Regions from separate parts of the Homo sapiens genome. Here region 1 is linked to region 2. The links are chromatin loops, found by intact Hi-C in ENCODE. Cell type or tissue: ascending aorta. All regions are shown on one strand. Each heading gives the region's core, and the rest is flanking DNA. Links, peaks and the distances in the headings are about the cores only.

Evidence for each region. Hi-C counts contacts between places; a loop is a spot of excess contacts. Peaks named below come from ENCODE experiments on the same cell type or tissue, not always from the same donor. Only the 100,000 strongest peaks of a DNase experiment are listed, where the experiment ranks them.
Region 1: it touches region 2 in a loop (3-fold over the local background); 5 of 110 quality-filtered maps call a loop at or near these places.

What each region holds. Positions count from the first base shown.
Region 1 is chr5:153,948,622-153,961,110 of GRCh38, forward strand. LOC107986464 (a long non-coding RNA gene) reads right to left here. Exons shown (of 3, transcript XR_001742937.1): 2 at 5,731-5,847; 3 at 5,234-5,616. Among named protein-coding and RNA genes, the nearest start is that of LINC01861, 56 kb to the left of the region's middle. RefSeq lists enhancers at 10,123-10,730, 10,731-11,337, 11,338-11,944. In ascending aorta, for the core only: no CTCF peak of the experiment used is centred there; a DNase peak (open chromatin) is centred at 5,000; H3K27ac peaks cover 2,442 bases.
Region 2 is chr5:153,894,783-153,907,271 of GRCh38, forward strand. LINC01861 (long intergenic non-protein coding RNA 1861) reads right to left here and starts at 4,205. Exons shown (of 4, transcript NR_146729.1): 1 at 4,124-4,205; 2 at 3,405-3,578; 3 at 759-1,003. In ascending aorta, for the core only: no CTCF peak of the experiment used is centred there; a DNase peak (open chromatin) is centred at 6,449; H3K27ac peaks cover 7,244 bases.

The DNA.
Region 1 (12,489 bases), core at 1,979-9,978, 54 kb after region 2:
ACCTAATGTTAAATGACGAGTTAATGGGTGCAGCACACCAACATGGCACATGTATACATATGTAACAAACCTGCACGTTGTGCATATGTACCCTAAAACTTAAAGTATAATAATAATTTAAAAAGCTGCTGTATAATTAAGATGATATATAGAAAATCCATCTATAACTTGAACTCTGCTATACAAAGTTTAGTCACTACTGCTATATTTGAAAATAAAAACATACAAAAAAAAAGATAAATATCTCAGTATAAACATCCCCAAGGGAAAATTGGATCATATAGGGACAAGGAAATACAAAATAGGTACAGGTAATTGGTAAGTTAAAAGCCTATCAATCTCTCCAATAATGAAATAAATGTAAATCAAAATATAAAACTTATTTTTCACTTATCACATTGACAAATTTGCAAAAAAAAAAAAAAAGAACATATATAATGCAGGTAAAAAAAAAACTGTGGTGGACAGAAGTGAGGATTCTTCGCACTTCACAGAGAGCAGTTTGGTGATACATGCCAAAACATTAAATGTGTTCACTCCATGGCCCAGCATTTCTACTTCTCAGAAGTTTTCTTTAGGAAATAGAAAGACAATGGAATATAGTTACAACAACAATATATTCACTGTAGATACGTTTACAATAGAAAAAATGGAAACATTTCAACACATCAGTTAATACGTGAATTGATAAACTAGGTATATCTACCTATACGATGAAATACTAGCCACATAGTAAAGATGATAATATAGGTTTATATAACATTCATTGGTATGGAAAAGATGTTCACAATCTACTACATGAAACAAAGCAGTTACAAAATAGTTTGAAAATAGGGGCCCCATTTTTCTCTTTTTTTTTTTTTTTTTTTTTTTTTGAGACGGAGTCTCGCTCTTTCGCCCAGGCTGGACTGCAGTGGCGCTGTCTTGGCTCACTGCAAGCTCCGCCTCCCGGGTTCACGCCATTCTCCTGCCTCAGCCTCCCGAGTAGCTGGGACTACAGGCGCCCGCTACCATGCCCGGCTAATTTTTTTTGTATTTTTAGTAGAGACGGGGTTTCACCGTGTTAGCCAGGATGGTCTCGATCTCCTGACCTCGTTATCCGCCCGCCTCAGCCTCCCAAAGTGCTGGGATTACAGGCGTGAGCCACCGCGCCCGGCCCCATTTTTCTCTTTTTTGACATATGTCCCTATTTACATGCATGTATTTGAAGAAAATTCACCACCTGGCCAGGCATGGTGGCTCACACCTGTAATTCCAACACTTTGGGAGGCCAAGGCAGGAGGATGGCTTGCACTCAGGAGTTCGAGACCAGCCTGGGAAACATAGTGAGACCCCAGCTCTTGGAAAAAAAAAAAAAAGAAAGAAAAGAATATTCACCACCATATCAACAAGGGTTATGGGTGATTGGATAATGGCTGATACTGACTTTCTCTTTTAAAATGCAACTTCATTTTCTGATTTTTCCAAAGAGAAATCTTACAATCAGAAAAATATAGCTATTAAAAATACTATTATAAAAGGATTTCATTCAATAATAAGAAAATTTCATAATTGTAATATAAATAATTGGCCAAAATATATTAGCAATTCATTAAAGAAGTTTAAATCACATACAAACATGGAAAAATATTCAACTTTACAAGAGATGAAAACTAAAATATGCCTTTAATTTTAGTGAATATTTTTTAAAATTTAAAATACACAGTGCAGGTAAGGAGTAGTTAAACAAGCATGATCAAACATTGTTCATAGACATATAAAATGGTACCACCCTTTTGGAAAGCAATTTTTCAATATTTTTAGAAATATTTAATTCCTTAATTTATTCATACGCTTTGATGCAATATTTCTACTTTATAGTATTTCAAAACAAATAAAATTAAATGCAGATACACACACATGCCATGTTTAGCAAATCATGTTTATTATAAACAGAAATTTTTAAACAAAATAAATATCTATCAACCAGGGAATGATTTAGTGTATCTTACAATAGAATATCATGGCCATGCACAGTGGCTTATGCCTGTAATCCCAGCACTTTGGGAGACCAAGGCAGGTGGATACTTGAGGCCAGGAGTTCGAGACCAGCCTGGCCAACATGGTGAAACCCCATCTCTACTAAAAATACAAAAACTAGCTGGGCATGTTGGCGCATACTTGTAATCCCAACTACTTGGGAGGCTGAAGCAGGAGAATCGCTTGAACCAGGGAAGCGGAGGTTGCAGTGAGCCAAGATGGTACCACTGCACTCCAGCCTGGGCGACAGAGTGAGACTCTGTCTCGAAAAGAAAAATAATATATATATATGTAATATATCATGTGACATTGGATATTATATTTATAAAGAGTTCATGATAATGCAAAAGCACTTATATTTTTTAAATATATAAAGTTAAATATATATAATTTACATAGGCATATTACATATGTATATGTAAAAACTAAGTAAAAGAAAATAAATAAGAAAAAGAAAATCTATACCAAGTTCTTAAAAATATCTACGAGTAGTAGGACTAAGGGTAATTTTTTTCTTCTTATACTTTCCTGTATTTTCTAAATGTTAAATCATGAATATAGATTATTTTTATAATTGAATTTTTCCCCCAATTTTCTTCACTAGGCTTGGTAGATTTTCTACTCCATGAAGCTACAGCACTTAAATATTCAGCTTGCCATATATAGTCTTGCCCAATAGCTCATTTTTATCATATCATGCCCTTCTCAAACCTCCTGTAGTTCCCCATTGCCTAAGATACCAAGTTCAAATGCCATGTGGGCATGACTTTCAAAAACTCAATAAGCTGTCCGCAACTTAGCCTCATTTCTCACTCCTCTCCTAAATGGCACCTGCATGCTCATTTCTGACCATTTTCATTCCTAGTTTTGAACCTTGATCCAGGCTGTCTCCCCACCCGAATGGCCCTTCGCCATCACCTCTGCCTCTCCAAGAGCTCTCTCTCCTTACGAGACTCAGACCAACCCCACTCCTTTGGGAAGCTTCCCATGATTACTCTGGCGTCCTCTCATCTCACCCTTCTCTAACTCAGTCTCTACCACTTAAGAGCTCACTTTAACCTTTGCCTTACACTGCCCTCTGTAGCTAATTGGAACAGTATTTTTCAGGTGGATTGTGTATTGGCAGGAAGAGACACTACACATGAGCACCTACTAACATTTTCCATCTACTTGCTAAAATAAATCAGAAACATAAGGCAGAGAAAAGTGGCCTTTGCAGGGCAAAAACCAAGGCAGCACCTTTCAAATGTTCCCCAAGTCTCCTAGTAGGGAACCAGTAGCTGCCCATGACTTCCTTCACCACAGGTATGGTCTCCCCTATCTCCAAGGTTCAGTGTTGGCTGTGCAGTGGTCCTCCCTTACCTGCAACGAATATATTCCAAGACCCCCGGTGGATGTCTAAAACTGTGGATAGTACCAAATCCTATATTTTACTGTGTTTTTTTCTACACATACATACCTATGATAAAGCTGAATTTATAAATTCGACATAGTAAGAGATTAACAATAGCTACTAATAAACTACAACAATCATGACAATATGATGTAAAACAGTTGTGTGAATGTGGTAACTCTCTCAAAATATCTTGTTATACTGTACTCTCTATTTTCAGCCTGTGGTTGACCACTGGTAATTGAAACTGCAGCTAAGCAGAGACTACAGTAGTAGAGTCCTTTTGTACCCAAGCCCACCTTACCATTCAGGAAGGATTTACCCAATAGTCTGTGTATTTAATAATCCCCTGTGAGGGGATATTTCTAGATGTTAGACTCTCCTGGTTCTTGAAACAATTGCAGCCTCAATGAAGCTACATCTTCCCCTAGGAGGGAGAAAAGTAGAGTCTGTGCCCAGGAGTTTCTGAGGAGTGTAGCTCTTTTAAGCATCCCAGGTAGCCATGGCCCCTCCCTTGGTTATCCACCATTTACAACCATAGGGCTTCACCCTCAGCAAGATTGTAAGGGTAAGGGAATGGGAACCAATGCTTTTTGATCACTTGCCATAACCATCAGGATCACCATCATAATATCATATTAAGCACCACCAGTTTTGAGCTGCTCATGTGGGCCAAGAATGCGACACGAATTATCCAATCCATGTGACAATGCTGTGAGGTGAGTATATCATCTCCACTTTTTCAGACAGAGACACAGAGTCTCAAGGTCAGTATCTCGCTCAAGGTTGCATACCTTCAAAGTAACAGGGCCAGATGTAGAGCCTCTGCCTGCAAAGCACCACCCCATGGGCCTTTCTGTAAATCCTTCACAGTGACCGTCTCAGTCAAGAACTCTGTCCTGACATCTAACCTAATTCCTGCATGTTGCAGCTTCACACTCTTTCTTCCTGTTCTCTTCTTGGAGGAACTGGTCCCCAGGCTTGGAAGCAATAGTTCTTTTGCCAGAATTGTTAAAACACTCTTTGGCCATCTTTCAGGATGAATCATTCTAGATCTTCCTAGGCCTCATATTTTGAGCGATTAATTGTTTCCATTCTCCTCTCCTGAACACTCTTCTCATTCTCTGCAGCCCTCTGACATGCACTCTCCATTTTGAAAGGTCCTTAAGAATTTCCAGAGTTGTTTTGGGCTTTTTATTTTTTTTCCAAGGGACTTGGGAGAGGCATGATGGTCAGGGATAGGAAACCTTTCCATCTATCCAAATAAAATGGCTTGTTTCTGAGGGAAGAGAGATTAGAGGAAAGCTCAGAGGGCTGGGGCCAGGAAAATAACTTTGAAACTTAAAATAGATGAATTCAAATAAAGATGAATCAGAAACACAGGATTAAATTTTTCTGAGGCCTCCAATTTAGCAGGAAATGTGCTGGATAAAATAGATTTGGATTTGATTTATCAAATGCAAAATATTTTTTTCTTTTTAAAAAAGTGGGTAAGATTCTGAGTATACTCCAAGCCCTCTCACTATCAAAATCAAGCACCACCAGGCAGCCATTGCCCATGAGTCAGAGTCAGGTTAAAGCCGGATGCCTGGCTGAGTCCCTCCAGAGCTAGCATTTTCCAGTGGATTGCCATGTTAATCGGCATAAGAAACAGTAGGGGTGTAGAAGCAAGAATTCCAGGCTGAAAATCAAGAGACCTGGTTCTAGCCCCAGTTCAACCAGATGACCTTGGCAAGTCCTGGGCCCTGGACCTTCCTGACCCTCCATTTCCCCGAGTTTAAACCTGAGGGCTTGAGCCTACATGATCTCAGTGGTCCCTTTCTAGGTCTTATATTTTATAGTTCTCCAGTGAATATCAGCAGTTTCCAAAATGGCTTCCACCAAGCACTGATCCTGCAAGATGCTCAGTGGAAAAGCAGTTCAGTGGTCCCATTTGTTGGTAAAGACTGCATATGTGAGCTTCCCCTTGAGATTTAAAAAGCTTAATTTAATTCAACCAATGAGTTCCCAAATCTTATACCGTACACTCTTTTTTTAAATGTACTATTACCCTGTGAAATGTATTTCGGGAAACAGTGACAGTAAAAGTCCATCCTTCCTTCCTTCTCACCTCTGGGGTTTTGTCATCAATGGTGTCTCTTCTCCCCACTCACATCAGAACTTGGAGAGCTCCATTTGACACGGGAAACCCTGAGGACTCTGCCCTTAATTAAAGGAGCATAAAGCAGCAAGTTAGACAGTGGGCAGGCAGAGGCAGACGTGGGCTATCTGTGTTTGCAAACAGAACCAGGGCTAAGATGGCAGAATGATGAACTCACTGTGTATTGATGTTTTGCCCTTCATGCTATGGAGAGGCTGCAGGTGCATCCCTCTCCCTGAACATCACCGTAGAGGTCCTTGCAGCATGCTCCCTTTCCTCAGGGGCTCAGGTGTTTCTGGACAAATCGAAAGAGCAGCAAGACCATCAGAAGAGCAACTCCCCACTGGGCTGCTGTTTTGGAAAAACCTAACCTCACTGAGGGGCTGCCTTAGTCTTCTCAGGCTGCCACGATAAAATACCACAGACTAGGTGCCTTAAACAACAGAAATTCATTTTCTCACTTCTGGAGGCTAGAAGTTCAAGATCAACGTGCCACCGGGGCTTGTTTCTGGTAAGGCCTCTCTTCCTGGCTTGTAGAGAGCCTTCTTCTCACTGTGTCCTCACATGAACTTTCCTCTGTGCATGGGTGAGAGAGACCTTTGGTACTTTTCCTATTCTACAAAGACACTGATCCTATTAGATTAGGGTCTCACCATAACCTCATTTACCCTTAATGATCTCCTTAAATGCCCTATCTTCAAATACAGTCACCTTGGGGGATTAGGGCTTCAATGTAGGAATGTGGAGGAGACAAAATTCAGTCCATAAAACAGGGAGATTCCTCTGGATTGCTACAGAGAGGGAAGGAGAGATGTGAGTTTGGGAGTTTAAGAAGCAGAAAGAGTCAGAGGAAGAAGCAAAAGAAATGTCTTCAAGGGCTAAGTGGATGAATGACTGTAGTCTGTGGGTATATCCTGCTCCTTGCAGAGCCCTAGGAAGTGCTAGGACATCAAAGGGGAGGTTGTGGCACATCTGGAGAGGCTGTGCCCTGACACCATGCATGACTCCATGGGCCAGCTTGGCACAGAAGGCACAAAGCCACCTGCAACGAGGTCACATAGATTTGGGCAAGGAATGACTTGTGTGGACACAAAGTCCAGGCTGCCCACCAAGTGCACAAGACCTCAGGACATTTTCCCATGCTATGGAATAAGAAAGAGCCCAGGAATGACAGAAATTTATTTTCCCACCATCCATAACGATGAAATCTTGCAGCAGATTAAGTTTGTTTTAGAGAAATAAAATAAACATGGCCCACACTTTGCATTTTGGAGGAAATTTTACAGCTGACATTCTGATGTCACTAGTTGTAAGCAGGATGGGTGGGAGGCCAGGCCTCTAAGATCCAGTCCAGATATTGGTAAAAAAGATTTGGCAGATTCCAAGCAAGGGAGGGCCAGCTAAAAGTTATTAGACAGGATTTGTATTGATAAGCAATGCAGTCCAACCTGACCCCTTCAGGACATCTAGGCCCCAATAATTCACCCTGTTTTGCCCCTCTTGTTGACTTGATGAGAGGTATATTAGTTTCTTGTGGTGGCTATAACAAAATATCACAAAGTTGATGGCTGAAAACAACAGAAATTTATTTTCTCACAGTTTTGGAGGCCAGAAGTCCAAGATCAAGGTATTAGCAGGCGTGCACTCCCGCCAGAGACTCTTGTAGGGGGCTCTGTTCTTTGCCTCTTCCAGATTCTGGTGGCTGCCAGCATTCCTTGGCTTAGGGCTGCATCCCTGTCTCTGTTTTCACAACACCTTCTCCTCTTCTGTGTGTCTGTCTCAAAATTTCCTCTGCCTCTCTTATAAGGACACTGTGATTGTATTTAGAGTCCATTCAGACAATCCAAGATAAGCTGCTTCTCTTGGGATCCTTAACTTAATCACAACTTTTGCAAAATAAGGTAACATTCACAGGTTCCAGTGAGTTGGCATGGATATCTTGGTGAGGGGCTGGTATTTTCAGTAGACCACAGGAGGGTCAAGGCCATGGGTAGCTTAGCCAGGTAGGGCTCATTCCACCACCAGACAAACCCACCACCACAGCCCCTAGTATGAGGCCTGCCACACAGTGGGCTCTTAATGTTTGTGAAATGAAGACTTTGTTGGATAAGGGCCAATATGATGAGAACTAGAGCTATCAGCTGGGCTTACCCTTGAGAGGACTTCACCCAGTAGAACCCAAATTTTTAGATTCTCTTTGACTAGATGAACTTACACACAAACACAAAGCAGAGAGTGGGGGTGGGATATGCATATTCAGGTATCCACATAAAACTTCCAGCTTTTTCAATTGCCAAGTGAGGAGAGTAAAAGAAAATGTCATTTATTTTAATAGTCATTTCATAAAAGAAAGAGCATTTTAGCACCAAAAGGAAGATCATTCCTTTAGAATAAAGGACAGTGTTTAAAATTAAATAAATCCAGCCTCATTAAAAATTCACTTTGCAGTTCTTTTTTTTTCTCAGCTTGCCACAAATGAAATTCCATCACAGACCTACACCAGTTTGCAAATGGGCATTTGAAAGCAGCTGCAGGGAAAAAATTTTGGAAGGGAAAAAGCCACTTCATTCTAGGAATAAGGAAGAGAGTATCTGTCGTTGGGAGAGTCTCCCCCTCCCCTAAATGCCCCAAAGGCCATCAGAACTCCAAGGCTTTATCCTATGACCCTTTCTCTGCCCATAACACAGCCACTGCAGCCTTCTGCCAGGACCCACTGAGAGTGAACACAAGGGAGCCTCTTGAGAGATGCCCGCTGTGGCATGAGACTTGCTGATAATAAACAACATGAACCCCTCCCTCTTGTCTCTGCCTTCCCGACTTCTCTCCCTCTGACCAACTCAATCTCTGCCCACTTCTGCCTCTTGCAAGACCTTTCCTCCTTTGGCACTGATACAAAGTCCGAGAGGCCTTTGCCACTTCAGTGCCTGTCACTCCCCATCCGCCAGCTTCACCAGATGGCCTGTGGTGTGTGTGGTCCTGTGCATATGCCCACATTCTTCAAGACCCTCTCGCCCAACCAGAAAGCTACCCCAGGGCTGTGCAAGCAGCATCACTTCCTAAGACCTAAAGTGTCTCTGTGCCTCATCTGTAGGGCCAGGTAAGGTGATCTCCACGTTTACTCCCCTATTGCTGGGGAAGCCAGCCAAGGAAGGATGCATGTTCTGCCTGGTGCAAAGTAACCATGGGAGCTTCCCCGCTGGATTCCACAAAGTTATCAGGACATGTTGCAAATAGAAGGCCACTCGTGCCCCAAAGCCAAGTCTGACAAAGTCCCTCATGCCTGATAAGAAGTTCTCTCCTATTCGTGAGAAGAACTTAGGACCTTGTAGATTGCTGATTGACTTGGTGTTTGCACAGCAGTCTGGAGGACAAAAAAGACCAAATGCCTTAAACACAAGCCAGAGCCTTTGACTCAGTGAGGTCAATTCTAAAAATTCTAAGAAAACATCAGAGATCCATCCACAATTTAGGTATCAGGATGTTCATTACAGTTATATATGTAGTTTTGGGAAAATGGGAAATAATTGACACATTGGAATCTCTTGCAGCTAATAAAGGTTGCCCAGTAAAAGATTTCTTAATGACATTTAAATATAGTCACTGTGTAATGTCACTATATAATAATAAGTTGAGATATTAGTTGGTGTTTATTTTTACTATGTAGAAGAATCAGGAAAAATGGGAGCTGTTGTATTTTGTTCTCTCTGAGTTTTCTTCTCTCCTATATGTGACTGTGCTCACTGGTCTCAGGGGAGATACGTATTGCAGGGAAACCTGCTCTCTGGGTTTTTGTTCCAAATTCTAAATTCACTGGGGCAATTTGCAGAGGATAGGGAGAAACTATTGATGGGGAGAGACTGAGGTGAGAGAAGAGAGGGCAGGAGAAAGATTTGCGGGACTATCCCCTTGCCTCTCTTACCACCCAATCCCCTCTGCGCCACAGCCTGATGACGGTCCTCAGGGGAATGGTGGCAGTGTGTCCCAGGGCATTCCACCCTAAGTCCCAGCCCCCTCTCCCCATCTTGGCAAAGATTCTCTTGGCAAGCCTGGCACAGAAACTGCAGCATGCCCAACTTCAAGGGACTTTGCACATATGGCAATGACTCCACATCATGACACACACCAAGGGGCCAAGACAAGACTTGCACTATTTCCAAGCCAGTTCTAGGGAAACTCAAAGGGTGAACATGGAGAGCCCACCAATGAGACAGAGTAGGTGCATACAATCAGAAAATATTTGGTATAAAGAACTAACCTGCCTCTTCTTACATGTGGCATAAAATTCATACCAAGGATAAAAGCTAAGTGCAAAAATAAGTGTGGTCAGTATCTTCCTCATCTTGTATTTTTTAAATGGATGTATATTTATATAGACATACACATACTGGCTAAGATGTATTGACTGTTTACGAGGTGCTGAGCAGAATCCACTCACTGCCCTAACTCTCTAGAGAGCCCCATGAGGGACAATGCCATTATCCTCATTTTGCAGATCAGGAAACTGCGGCACAAGGAAACCAAGTCATTCACTTAAGGCTGTGAAACCAACGAGTATCAGAAAGAGGTTTTGAACTCAGGTCTTCTGACTCTAGGGTACCCCTCACCTCCTACAGCCCCCACTGTCAGTGTCACCCCGCTGTGAGTGCCCCTCTGCTGATTAAACTCCCAGAAGTATAGACAGTAAAAGGTTCCTAGTATAACCTTGGTGGTGAAATTACAGGAAGTATTAATTTTTCTCTGTGTTCTTGTCTACATTTTCTATTAAATACATATGCATTATTTCCACAATTAGAGAAAAATCCATTGTATTTAAAACAGAACAGAAAGGCCTTTGTGTTCTCTGAGACTTCAAGATGCTCCCAAAGCTCAGTATGGCCCCACGTGGGGAGTTAGTCCTCCTGCAGCTCAGCCCCTGCCCGCTCAGGATTCTGCTCCCTTGCTGGGCTCCTGCCCTTTGTGTCCAGGCTGGCTCTTGGGCCAGCAGGACTGAGTCCAGTTGCCTCTTTGGGGCCTGGGAGAGGGAGCCACATAGAGAGCTTAGCTGAGCAGCCTTCTCTCTCTCTTTGGAGAGCCTAAAAGGGAATGCAAAAGGCAGCTCTTCACAGGCATTTGGTCTCCCCCATCACCACTCGCAACCCTAAATCTGCTCTCTCACGCTATGGGCAGGCTCCTGGGGGCTGTCAGTCTGCAGAACAGTCAGCTGTGCAGGAGCGTCCCTCTGAGACCCAAGGCTGAGGGGCAGCAGGCCCTGACCCTAATATCAAGTCCCAGCCAAGGAGACAGACCTCTGCATGGACTAGAACTGGGAAAAGAGCCTCAGACTCTGCTGAGTGAGGACAGTCTACTGAGAGCTCCCTCAAAAGGGGAGCACACAAATTTCCTAATGATCAGAAACATGTGTGGACATTCCTGAGAATCCAGATCAGCCTCTGTAGATTGTAGATTCTCTGGGCAGAAAAGCCTTGGGAAGCTTAGCCCCCCACCATCCCATTTACCCTGGAGAGCCCTCCCGTCTGTTGCACTGTCCAGAAGCCTCTTCCCTCTCCTGGCTGGGATATCTTTCTAACTTGTAATGAAAGTTGCTCTCTCCACTTCTCAATGTGTAGTCTGTCTTAAGCACTCCATTCCAGGAATTCCAAGAGCCCAGGGGACTCCATTCCAGGAATTCCTGCCTCGGGAGCTTTGCACTTGCTATACCCTCTGCCTGAAACACTCTTCATAGGATGAGCTGGGCATCCCTGTGTCAGCTTGAAGTCACTCCTCCAGAGCCTCCTGACTGCCCTGAGTTGACAGCCAGGTCCTGAGCACAGCATATCCCTGCCAAAGGCCACAAACTCAAAAGAAGGAAACTGGCCCAGTGTAGGTGGACAAATGGTCACTGGCACTGGACTCACGGGCTGGATGATGAAGGGGAGTAGTGGAGACTGTATCAAACCGGAAAGCAGGTGCCCCATCCAAAGAGGGAAGCCACTGCACAGCCTAGCTTGGATGCTGCCTTGTAGAAATATAAACTGTGTGGCTGAACCTTCAGTTCAGACAGGGAAGAGAAGTCAGAAACCTGGACCTCCATGAGAACTCTTTAGGTTGTTTATATCTGTTGAATACTTCCATGCATGCATGTATACCATAGGCACCTACAAAGACTGCTTCCCTGGGGTGAGCTCCGGCACCCCAGCCTGAGCTTCCCCTCACCCTGGCAGCTCCTGGTCCCTCACCCCACACCCATGGCCACGTCTTACTCCTCTCACACCTATCCTCAGCCCTGCACAGCCAGGCCTTGCCCCTCTCACCCCTGTCCTCAGCCCTGCACAGCCAGGCCTTTCTCCTTTCACACCTGTCCTTAGCCCTGTGCCCCATGCCCAGCGTGTGCCTGATTGTCCTGGCTCTGGCCTTACCAACACAAGGGGCTAATGTCCCCACCTGTAACCAGAAAGAAGGAAAGAGCCCAAGGCCCCAAGAGGGTTGCAAAGGCTGCCAACCCCATGTGAGTGCCCGGCAGCCTCTATTGCCAAATCACCAGGGAACACAGACAAATGCCACCCCCGCCCCTTGAGTTGGTGAGAGCTATTTCCCACCACATCCTGTCCTCCCACCCACAATCTGCAAACCAGCATGTGTGCCTCCATTTCACTAATTGCAGGCTGACTGATGGGGCTGTAACAGCATTCTGGCTTCTGGGTACAGGCAATCAGAAGCCAGGCTGGAGCCTCGGCAAGGTACTGCCTGGACCCGAATGGGAGCTGACACCTCCCCAGTTCCATGAGCCCTGGGGCCCTTTACCACATAGACTAGAACTGATCCTAACATCTTCCCCAGCTCTGGAGCTCAGCTCCTAAATTCCCCGGGAAGGGACTTCCTGTTAGAACAAGGCTATCAATCTTCCGACCTCACCAGGCCTCTTCTGACAATCCAGAGACAGCTGAGATTCCAGCTGTGG
Region 2 (12,489 bases), core at 1,964-9,963:
AAAGGAAGAAATAGTTGGTAGTTAGCATGCCAAGTAACAGGACAGCCTGCCTCATCAATACACAGGAAGCCAAATTGGAAAAGAGTTCTCCTAAGTGAGTTCTTTGACAAGATTTCCTTTCTTTCTCCTTCCTTTAGATCAGATTAGAGGCAGGTTAGATTAGATTTAGGTCCAGATTGGATTTCAGGGCCCTTAGACATCACTTAGTCCCCTGATCACCCAAACAAAAAAACATGCCATCATATTATTCTTATCACTTATCAGTGTCTGGAATTCATACTTACTTGTGTTCTTGCTTCCCACAATCTCCTCCACTAAAACCTATGTTCATGAGAGCATGGACATTCTCAGGGCCTGGCATTTACAAGCTTTTAATAATTATTTGTTGATTAATTAACTGAGAACCATATTAGCTAGGAAAGGATTCATTAATCTGATGAATTTATTGACATTTGGCAGGGATTTGAGTCCTGAGGCCATAGTCCGAGAAAGATGTGATCAGGTAGAAGGCAGGAAAGTTACCCTGGCACCAAGATCCCAAGAAGCAGCAGAAAAAAATGTTGCCACAATGGAAAAGAGATTCTAAGGGCCAATCCCAGCCACTGTCCCTTACCCCCGCAACACACACACAAGCTCTCACACATATTTTCACACATGCCCCACACTCTGCCTCCCAAGAAAAACAGCTTAGCAGCTGAGCTATCCAAATCACACCATAAAGATCCCAGACAGGGGAAAAGATCATCCACTATAATTACCATGTAGGAGCTTTCATATGGCACCCTGCTAAAAGCAGGGAAGCAAGACGGATCAGAACAGACAGCTTATTAAATTATCCAGTGCATCAACTCAATGAACACTTCCAAATGGTTTTCTTTTCCTCTTTTTTTCTATCCATGAGTTTTTAATGTTTGCTCTCCTTTCTCCACTGTTTAGGATTCCCGTTAGGTGTTCAGATCACTGCTTTCCTTCTGCCGGCTGCTGTCTCTTATCATCCACCTTCCTGAATCATTCACATAGAGTGGGAGATACAGCATGTCATGTTGCAGACTGGACCCAGCTTTTGAAGTTAGAAGACCCACGTTTGATCGTGGTTCTTCTGTGTGATCCTGGGCATGCTATGAATTTGCCTGAGCTGTGGATTCCTCAAAGGTAACATAAGGGTGATAGCACAACTCAGTTTGGGGCAGAGATTAGAGGGGATGACATATAGCAGCCCACTTTCCAAACTGCCAAAAGAGGAACAGGTGTGAGCTGCCAGGACCATGTCAGGATGGATTTTTGGCCTTTGTCTAAGGCACAAAATCATTTGGCAAGTGCTAGGAAGAGGTCCTCTGCCTCCAGATAGTGCTACAGAAATGCACTACACAAGAGCTTTCAATTTGATTAACAAATATCCACCTTGAAAATGCAAATAGACAGGTGAAAAAAATGCATCTGTCTACCTTCCAGTCATCCTCATTTTAGTGTGAATCTGATTAAAAGCATTCCTTTCCATGAAAGGGCTAGATGAGCCCTGCCTGGATGAAAGAATGAATCATCTGGTAGAGTTTGGGCAATCAGGAAGGAAATGTTCAAGCCTGGGAATACTACGAAAGTGAGTTTGTTAGAATCCGGGTGGCTATAAAGAGAAGTTAAATTCTCTAAGCCCCAGTTTCCTCATCTGTAAAATGAGGGTAATAGTACCTACCTAGAGTCATTATTAGAATTAAATAAGGTAAAGTATGAACCACTTAGTGTGAGCATAGCACAAAAAAGAACTTAGTGAAACTTAACTACCACTACAGTTACTAAGAGTGGTATCATTATTATAATAACATTTATTTTTATTACTACTTCTACTAGCTGTCAATAAGCAGCATATGGCCCTCTGAACCTTGCTTGGAAAGATGCCCATCTTTCAAAGCCTCTTTTGTATCATTAATCTATTGCTGTTTAATAAAGCACCTCAAACTTGATGGCCTAAAACAACCATCATTTATTTTGCTCATGAATCTGTAATTTAGGCAGGACCTAGGGGAATGGCTTACTTCTGCTATATATGGCATCAGCTGGGGTAGTTCATCTGAAGACTAGAGGATCTAGTTTCAAGATCACTCACTTACACTGCTTAAAAAAAATGGTGCTACCTCTTGGCTGGGAACTCAGCCAGGGATATTGGTTTCAGTTCCTCTTAATCAGTTGTTTGGGCTTCTAAACAGCATGGTGACTGAGTTGCAAGAGGGAGCTTCTCAATAAAATAAAAGAACATGGCATTTTTATGACTTAGCCTCAGAAGTCACATTATGTCCCTTCCTCTGTACTCTGTCTGTCCAGGCAATCACAAAGATGCACCCATGTTCAAGGGGAGGGGACACAGACCCTACCTCTTCATGTAGGAGTGTTAAGATTGTAGAAAAAACATGTGGGATGGAAAATATTTTTGCAGCCTTCTTTAGAAAATATAATCTGCCATACCTCTCAGGAAAGTCTTCCTGAATTCTTCACCCTCACCAGTTACATGACCTCCTTTGGTGTCCAACTTTCTTTTACCACTCACATTACCCTGAAATGTTCAGCACTGTCTTTCTGTTTTTCCAATATCCAAAATAAATGGCATGGAGATGGTGGCAGAAAAAGGAAATAGAGATGCTTTACAATTTGATCTTGCTATCACTGTTTGGACACAGACAGCTCTGGAATATAATTTTATTCATTTAGAACTTTTCAACCTCTCAATTTCCTCATCTATGAAACAAGGAATAATAGTGATGACACCTCAATGAATTTTTTGAGAAAATCATATTAAGCACATCTAACTTCATGAAGCACGTAACTTACATTAGTAAACCTGGCTTTTAAGAGTTAGCACAAAAATATTAGCTATTATGATACCACTAAGTTGGAATTTGCGACAATTCATACAGAAAATAGATTTTTCTTACCCTAAGAATGTCCTGTGTTGTAACTAGTGAAAATTAAAGGTGGAGAAAATGTCAGGGAATGAAGCAGAGAGGAAAGATATCTTAAATATTTATGGCACGGCTCTTTTAAGCCTTTCACATGGAGGAGGTGGGGCTTGTACGGCATCCTCTAAGCTGAGTCCATTTTGGAGAGGTAGTGGAAGTGGGGAAGAGCATGAATGAGTAGAGAAAACTGGGCCAGTGTGAAGGGTCTGAAGGAGTCGCATCAAGCAGAGAGTGCCCTGTCTCGCCCAGCCAGACGACACAAAGCAGAAGATGGCATTTCAGATGCCCTCCAGCTCAGCAAGTCTCTACTCCTCCATTCGCAGAGGTTCTTTGTCACAAAGAGAACCTCCTAAGCCACAAAAGGAACTTAATGGAAAGATGCTGGAATGTTCAAGAAAGGAGGTGGGCTGGCTCCAGGGGTCTAGGCAGCAGGGAAGGCTGTGTGGGCCTTCTTACCAGAACATTGCCATGGAATGGGATTTGGCTCCAGAGACCACTATGATCAGAGTCTTTCCACTCCAAGTTTCCAATTCCCAGTGTCTTACCCTGGGTTAATCAGCTATGGCAAGGGAAGCAGGATCCGACAGTATGGGAGTGGCTGCTGTTAGCTCATCCGACATAAAGAGACAACTGTAGAGAAAGAAAACGAGGCAGAATTGACACAGAGAGGCAGCAGTGGGCAGGGAGCCCTTACATAGTGAAGGTCCTGGCCAGGTCCTCCTCCTCCCTCTCCATTGTCACAAAAACTGCCCTGCACTGGGTGGCGCAATGGAGTTCCAGAGAATTTAATAAGCAAAATGTGTTTATTATTCATCTATCACGTGCCAGACAGTGTGTTTAGCACTACAGATACAGAAATGAATGGACACTCCATTTCACAGCACAGGAGTACTTAGTGGTTAAGAGCCCCCAACTGGGAATGACAAAGATCAGGGTTCAAATTCCAGTTCTACCCCTTATGCATTGTGTAAATTTGGCCCTGTCTCCTCAAGCTACAGTGAAGACTGGCTAATAATTGTGCCTACCTTACAGGTCATTATAGTTCATCACAAGGATTTAACAAGAGAAGGTAGACAGTCCTCATGAGATGCCTTACACCTAGCGAGCACTGCATATACTTGGCTGTAACTCCGACTGTAACAAAAAAAAAAAAAGGACTTCCCTGCCAACTTTACCTGTCAGTGCTAGAAGAGACTGTATATTCTTATTCCAGGGTATAGGCAGATGTCCTGCCCAGTGGGATCCAGCCCCACAAACATCAGAATCACCTAGGAAACCAGTCAACAATGCAGCCCCCAGCCTTGCTCCCAGATTGTCTGATTCAGGACATCAGGAGAAAGGTCTGGAATCTACATTTAAAGCTTCCCCTCACAATCTAAGTGATTTTAATACATAATTATTATGAGTACCAGTGTTCTAGACTAGAAAATCCTCTTACTTGAAGGCAAGGAAACTGACAATGATGGAAAGAAAACAATTCGACTTAAGATCTCACAATGAGAATTACTGGGCAAATTAGTTTTCTATTGTTGTGTAACAAATTACCACAGACTTAGTGGCTTAAAACAGTACGGTAAAACTATTTTTTCCTAGTTTCTGTAGATCAGAAGTCTAGGCATAAGATGGCTGAGCCCTCTGCTGTTTGGTCCCAAAAGGCTTAAATTAAGGTGTTGGGCTGCCATCCTTTCTACAGCTCAAGGATCCCCTTTCAAGCTCTCATGGTTGTACGCAGAATTCCATTTCTTGGGGTTATAGGACTAAGGGCTCTGTTTCATGCTGGCTATCAGCCAGGGGTCACTCTTAACTCCTAGAGGCACTCTCCGGCCTTTCCATGTGGCCCCCTCCATCTCTAAAAGCCAGCAATGGAGAATCTTCTCACATTGAATCCTCCCCATGCTTTGAATCTCTCACTTTTCCCATCTTTAACCTCTAGTCTCAGATGTAAAGGGCCGATATGTAGTTAGGTGAGGCCCAACCATTTGATTAACTCAAAGTCAACCAGTTACTACCCTTTATAACAGCTACACAATTGCTGTATGCCATAACATAACCCTGGGAGTGACAGCCTGTGATAATCACAAGTTTTGCCTACATTCAAGGGAAGGAGGTTTTACAAGGGTGAGGGTCATGGGAGGTCATTTTAGAATTCTGCCTACTACACTGGGAATATAATCTAAAACTCAGACAAAACACAGCTTGTCAGTCATGCAGAAGTCACCACCCCTCACATTACAGCAATAGCTTCCTAACCTCTAAATCAACATTTGTACCTCCAAACCAAATAATACAAGAAAAGTTCATCGATGTAAAATGTAGCTTATAACTGTTATTTCAAGGCATTGTAAGCACATAGGTTGTCGATGTATTGAACAGGCACTTTCTTTGGTGTATCTCGGTGAAAAAATTGACAGTCGAGCTTACTCACCAACCCTTGCCTGTGTCCAACAAACACAACTGAAATGGAACTTAAACTGACCATCGTAACCAACCACTCACAAAATCAAGTGCTCAAACAGAAACAGATGGGAATGACAAAGGAACCTAACCTAGTACAGGTTGAGTTTATTTTGTCTGAAATGCTTAAGACCAGGAGCATTGCAAATTTTGGATTTTTTTAATTTTGAAATGTTCACATTATACTTACCAGTTTCCCTAATCTGAAAATGCTCCTGTGAACATATCCTTTGAGCATCATGTCAGAATTCCGTAAGTTTTGAATTTTGGAGCATTTCAGATTTCAGATTTTTGAAGTAAGGATACTCCATCTGTACCTCCTATGTACTTAGCACAATCTTTGTACATTATCTCATTTAAGAGTTAAGACAGTCTCATGAAATAGACATTATTATTCCTATTATAAATAAAGAAAATGAGATCTTTGGGAAAAAAAAATACAGGTAGCAAGAGGTAGTACCAGGATTAAACCTAGGTCAGGTCAGTCTAACTTCAAACTACATATTCTATCCACAGATCCAATATTAATAAATGTTGGTTATCTTCTCTATTACCTCAATCATACAATATATTTTTAAGACAAACAAAAAATCTCCACCAGCAAAACAAGACAGTGTCCCTCATGCAGTCTTAAAAAATAAGAACTACATTTTGTTCCTGCCCTAAGTAAAACTAAATCTTTCCAACAGTGTCAGATGTATTACTAATTACACAATTACATTATGCAGTCGTGCTTGTAATAAAATTCTTGGAGTGCTTTTAGCAAATTCAACTTTGGAGAAAATAACGACTTCCTTTAGAATTATTTACTAAATTAAGCAATTCTTTACTCAACATTGTTTTTAATAATTCAAGTACAGGATGTTTTATTATGAACATTTTCTAAAACAAGTTTAAAAATAATTCCATTCTTATGAGTATGAGCATGGTTGTTCCAAGAAGGTATTTTTAAAAAATATTTAATATTCCTGTTCTGCCAGACAGTGAAAGATTTTTCACATTTTCCATGATTATTTCAACTGGAATGCATCTCCCTCCTGCCCCCAGGGCTGACAGAGTTGGGGAAGAAAAGCCACAATTTCATTTATATCACTCAGCAGGTTACCACAGATGTTTGCAAGTTCTTTGGAGGAGGGGAAAATAAAGATGTCATGACAGAAGTTTTTCTCCCTTTTCCAAAGACAGTTAAAACTTTCCCCATCCCATGCGGTCTTCTGCAATGTGATTTTGCCCCCCCAATCCCCACCCACCCATCAGCAAGTGACATCTACTTGATCTCCTAGAATCTTGGTGGGCCTGTGACTACAAGGACCAGAAGAATATGGTAGAAGTGGTTTCAGTTCTGGAATCAACCCTCAACCAGTCAGGTGGCTTCTGCTTCCTTTTTTGGACCACTCAATTTTGCGATGCTCCCTCTGAGAAGCCAGCCAACATGCTGTGACATGCACAACCACACGGAGAGACCCTGTGGAGGCACTCTTGGCAACTGCCAGCTTCAACTGTCAGTCATGGGAGGCAACCATCTTGGATGCCCAGCCCAGTGGAGCCTTCAGGTGACTGCATCCCAGCCACCATCTGACTGCAACCTCACCAGCAAGCCCACAGGAGATCCACCTAGCTGAGCCCAATCAACCCACAGAAACATGAAAGAAGATAAATTGCGGCTTTGAGTCACTGAAATTTGGGGACATTTATTATGGAGCAATAGATAACCAGATACCCCTCTTCTAATTTGTCATGTATGTGAACCAGACCAGACCTGGCCACTAAGTGAGTAACTGTCTCCATGAAGGAACCATTAGAAATGTCCTGCTTTTCTTTGGGTCTCCATTTTCCCATCTGGGAAAAAAGAGGTAGGGCTAGATCAGCAGTCACAGTCTAGAGTCTATGATGGGTAGTCAATAGTTAGAAACAATATTTCTAAAAACCTGATGAAAGCCACACATTTACATGTGATGAAGCCACTCTGGCTAACTAAAAACCAAGTTTCCTTGTTTTGGGTTGAAATTACATCAACTCCGTGTATCAGCACTGTTCCTTCTGCTAGTCAGAAGCTGGTTAGCAGTCCCAGATGGCTTTGATAGCTAAAAATGAAATAAAGAATTAAATGCTGCTTAGTTCATGCAGTTTGTTCAGCATAGAAAAAAAAAATTTTTTAACATGAGCTTCTCAGCTGAGAAAGGAATCCTCAAGCAAAAAAAGATGGTAATGCCTGGGAAACATGACCTATAATAATGTTAATAGCTATCACATACTGACCACTTACTATCGACTAGGCCATATACTGTGCTGAGTGAGTCACAAGTAGTGGCTCATCTGATCCTTCAAATAACCCATGAGGTGAACACTATTTTTTTTTATTTGACATAGAAAAACTGAGGCACAGAGAGGCAAACTACCATGTGTAAAGCTATACAACTAGGAAACAACGGAAATGACAGAGCCAGGATTAAAACCCATCAGATTATAAAGCCTACATAGTACTACCTTTTAAAAGTATATATTTGTATCTAACTCAAATTAAATGTCCCCTAAAATTGTTCCTTCCACCTTTCCTCCTTATAAATAATATGTGTCGAGAAGACTGTTGGCGTTTGAATAGTAGTCCAGGCCTTGGTCATGGCATGAAGAAGTGAGACTGTGTGTTTCACAGGACTGGCCAACATCACTGGAGAATGAGCTCTCACACACTGCCTTATGGGGTACAAATTGGTAGCAACCCATTAGAAACTTGTCTCAACATTTAATAACTTTGAAGATGTGACTATACCATGTCCTAGCAATCTCATTCTTAGGTATATGCACCAGAAAACCTGATGCACATGTAGCAGTACTTACGTGGAAGTTTATCACAGCATGTTGGTTATAGCAAAAACTCAGAAACAACCTCAACATCCATCAACAAGAAAATTAAAAGTAACTGCAAATTATTGTCATTCAAGGAATTACCACATTTTAAAATGAATCAACTAGAAATGTATGTTTCAACATGGATGCATGTCAAAAACAATATTAAAAGAAAAAGGTAAATTGCAAAAAGATACAGTATGACTCCATTTCCATAAAGCTATACAATATGTAAATTTTATATTTGGTTTATACATGCATATATATGTAATAAATGTAAAAGCATTTGGGGAAGATCACAGTTAGCTCTGGGAATGGAGAAAGATGGGGAAAGCCACACAAGAGTCATTTTTATGTGCAATATTTTATTTCTCAAACTTGGTAAATTTTAAGTGTGTACTATATTGTCAGTTCATTTTGGATGCTTGAAAGATTTCATCATTTTCTTTAATTGTTCAGGAATGCAACTTTCATACCATATCCAAGCTTTTGGCCTTGAGAATCTTCTGCTCAGTCATTTCTTCCCTCCTTCTACATATTCTCCACAGTCTCCCTCACTCCACATCACTAATCTGGACCCCATGCTTTCTTTCAATCAAAAGATGTCATTTATTTAAAATTTAAAATCCAAACGACCCTGAAATGGTTTGCATTTTAAAAGAAGATTTAAGTAGAAAGGGCTTTCAAGACCTAAAGAAGTGACATTATAAGGGTGGAACAATTCTCATGGGGTCCTATGTGACATCTGCTCACATCCGTTCATTCTACAAATATTTATTGAGTACCTACCAAGTGCTAGGGGCTCGTAAGTTGCCACATTGCCCACCTCCAAGAGGAGGTAGCACCCTCTGCAGTTGTATTCTGTGAGCCCTGGTCCCAGGTTCTATGGGATATAACAATGACAAAAAAAGAGCCATGTGCTGTTCACATTAGCAACCACTCCAAATAGAATGAGACAATACACAGTAATTGATGAGCTCTGTCATCCAGCTGCCTCATTTTATTAAATGGGGAAACAGGCTCAGAGAGGAGGGCCAGAATTACCAAGTCACAGAGCACAGCAGAGATAAGGCCTAGGTCTCTGGACTCCAAGCCAGTGTCCATTTCTCTGTCCTATACTGCCTCTTTCTACACTCCATAAGGCTGTCCCTGAGTGGGGTAGAGAGAAGGAGTAAACAGATAAGAAGAAAAAAAGAAATACCTATTCTTCTCTCCCTGAAATAATGTCACTTCTCTCCCCACCTTTTCCTTTCTTCACTTCCCCTGCCTTTCAATCAGCAGGTACTAAAAGGCTACCATTGATTGCAATGATTTCACACTCTTGTTATGGATCCAGTGTTACCATTAATGCCCTGCTTGACAAACAAGCAGCAGTCCCCATTGCAGTAAGACTCAGCTAGGTGAACAGCCCTTCTGGGAGCTGACTGGGGAGATGGACAGAGCCACCCAGAATAGAGGAGAAAAATCCAGGCTGAGAACCAGCAGGCTTTATTCTCATTCCAGCTCTGCCACTCACGTGCTGGGTGAGCTTGGACAAGGCTTCCCCATCTCTGGGCCTCCACTTGATCACCAGGTTCTAAGATAACAGCATCCTAGCTCTTATCAATGACAAATAACTTCAGTGGTTTGCAACCCTAAGTCATATACACAGAATATAACCTGGCCCTTTCTAGATAATCTGCCTGAACACAGGTCCTACAAAGCAGCAGAACAGGTCACAGCTATCTATGACTTGAGATGTCCTCCACCCATTTCCTATTCTACTGAGTCATATACCTTGATGTTTCCCCTAAAAACCATATTGTCTACCGCTTTCAGCCAATAGGCTTTGGGGAGAGTTCCACCCCTAATTTCAGGTATAAATCATTGAAGTGAGGCCTAAACCAATCAGACTATCCTATCCCCTCTTGACAGCGATTGGTTCAGGGATGGACACATGTCTCAGGCAGAGATAATAAAAGAAATTGCCTTTTGCTGAGAATGCTAGAGAGGAGGCAGATGCTCTTCCCTGCTGGGTATGAAGCTGAAAAGATAGTAGGTCTTGAGTTTCTGCTCTCATCTTGGAGCCTAAAAGCAAGCTTAAACAAACAAACAAAAAAACAGTAGGACCAAGAGATGGAAAGAAATAAAGTGGTTCCTACTGGCATCAAATCATTCCTGAAACCAGCCTATCCTTTGACTTTAAATGGTCTAAGCCATTAAACTTTCTTTTTTTACCTACTTGAGATAGGTTTTCTGTCACTTACAATTAAAGAACCCTGAATGACCCACTGTCCCACACAGGAAGCTCATTAGGCTTTTCTTTGAATGCCTTTAGTGATGAAGACCACTCTCCCTCTTATTCTTTCTTCCAAGCTTATTTTGTCCTTGCCAATCCAACCCTGTCCAAGGGAGACATCAAGAGGCAGCTGAGAGAAGAGAGAGGAAATGACAGATGTGAAGAGCGAGACCATCTTCAGCTACAGGGATGGCTGACATTTATAAGATGTGTTAAATCACTAGGGTCTTCTAGGTTGTTTAATATCATATATTGATTTGCTTTTGTTTCCCTGAAGGGAAGAAGGATTTGACTAACAGCCAATGTTCCCATGACAGCAAGTGCCAGAGGGTTTTACTGAACACAGAAAAATGGAAAGCTAGAAAGGAAAAGAAAAACAGAAGAATGATGGGTTGTGAAATTGGAAAATAATATATACTTCACTGAGGCTGACATGGCCCTGAACAAGCAAGTGAAGAAGGTGAAATTCATCTTGGGCATCTTGCCACCTCCTCTAATAGCATCTGTAACCTCTTTTCTACTTCACTGCTCCTCTTCCCAAGGGGGCACCATTTGATACCCCCAGAAAGCAAAGGTAATTAGAGTTGTTCTTAAGTACTTTTCACACATCAGCACTTGGTCCATTCACATACTCTCTGTTCTTTCTAATAAGTATGGTTAGGTGTCTCTTATGGCAGAATAATATTTTTTCTTGTGGTGGTGGTGGTGTTCCTTTTAGAACACAATTTGAATTTACAGTTAAACTTGTAATTATAATTTAAATTGCCAATCCTCCCAATTTCTGCAAGCATCACAGCACTAGTCCTCACAGTGTCTCCATGTGGTGAGCACAGTCAAGACTGTTCTGCCAAACACTGAAGGAGAACCAGGACACCAACTGTATACCACACCTAGCCTAGTGCCCAGCACGAAGCAAGGGCACGGTCAGCAGTTCACAAATGAATCTCATGCAAGTCCTTTGACTGCATAGGGAACAGAGACTCAAAAGAGGAGAAGCAAGCCACCCAAGTGACTTTTTAACACTTCCTTAACCCAGCACCCTCCCCCAAACTCCATGCCACACATGCAGTATTCCATCCCACTGTAGCATGCCTGGCTGCAGTTCTACAGTTACAAGCATTGCCACCCTTGCCCACCTCTGCCTGGGCCTACTGCCTGGTTTGTTTTTGACCCACTCAGTTCTAATTTTTCTGTATGCTATCAATGCCATCATTGTTATCATTGTCGATATTTATTAAGTGCTCACCATGTATCAGACACTGTCTTGAGCCATCTCACATATATTACCTCATTTAATTCATTGACAGACTTATGAAGCTATATCCTCATTATTCTTGTTTGCTAATGAGAGAACTGAGGCTCAGGGATAGCTTCAAGGTCATGCAGCTACTAACTGGCATTCCGGACCTGAATTCAGGTCTTCTGATTCTTCCTTCTCCCACAAGGGCCTGAACTAACATGCAGTAGAACAAAACAGAAGTCATTATGGTTTCAAATGCGGGCAGCCCTTGATTTCTCACCTGCTTCCTCTCTTTTTTTCTGTAACGAATTTGTTGTGTGTCTTTGGGCAAGTCACTTGGCATCTCTGGGCTCTAGGCTCTTCATTTGTAGAAGTGAGGAGTTGCACTAGAGCTAGCTGGCCTTAAAGTGTCCCGTTTTCAGATTTCTTCCTTCCTTTGCTGCCCAAGGCACACTCACCAAATGCCACCATCTACCTTTCAGGAATGAAGAATAGTGTGGTAAAAATGAAAAATACCTGCTGTTGCCTTTTCTCAGAAATCATTAAATGAAATTCATTAAGCATTTAGATGTAGGAGATCAAAAAATCATGGAGAGTCAAGATAACATTCTAATTACAAGTTAATTATAAAAATCTAATAGCTATCACTTATTAAGGGTCTACTGTGTATGAGGAACCTTGCTGAATATTTCATAGATTGTTCCACTGAATCCTCAAACACT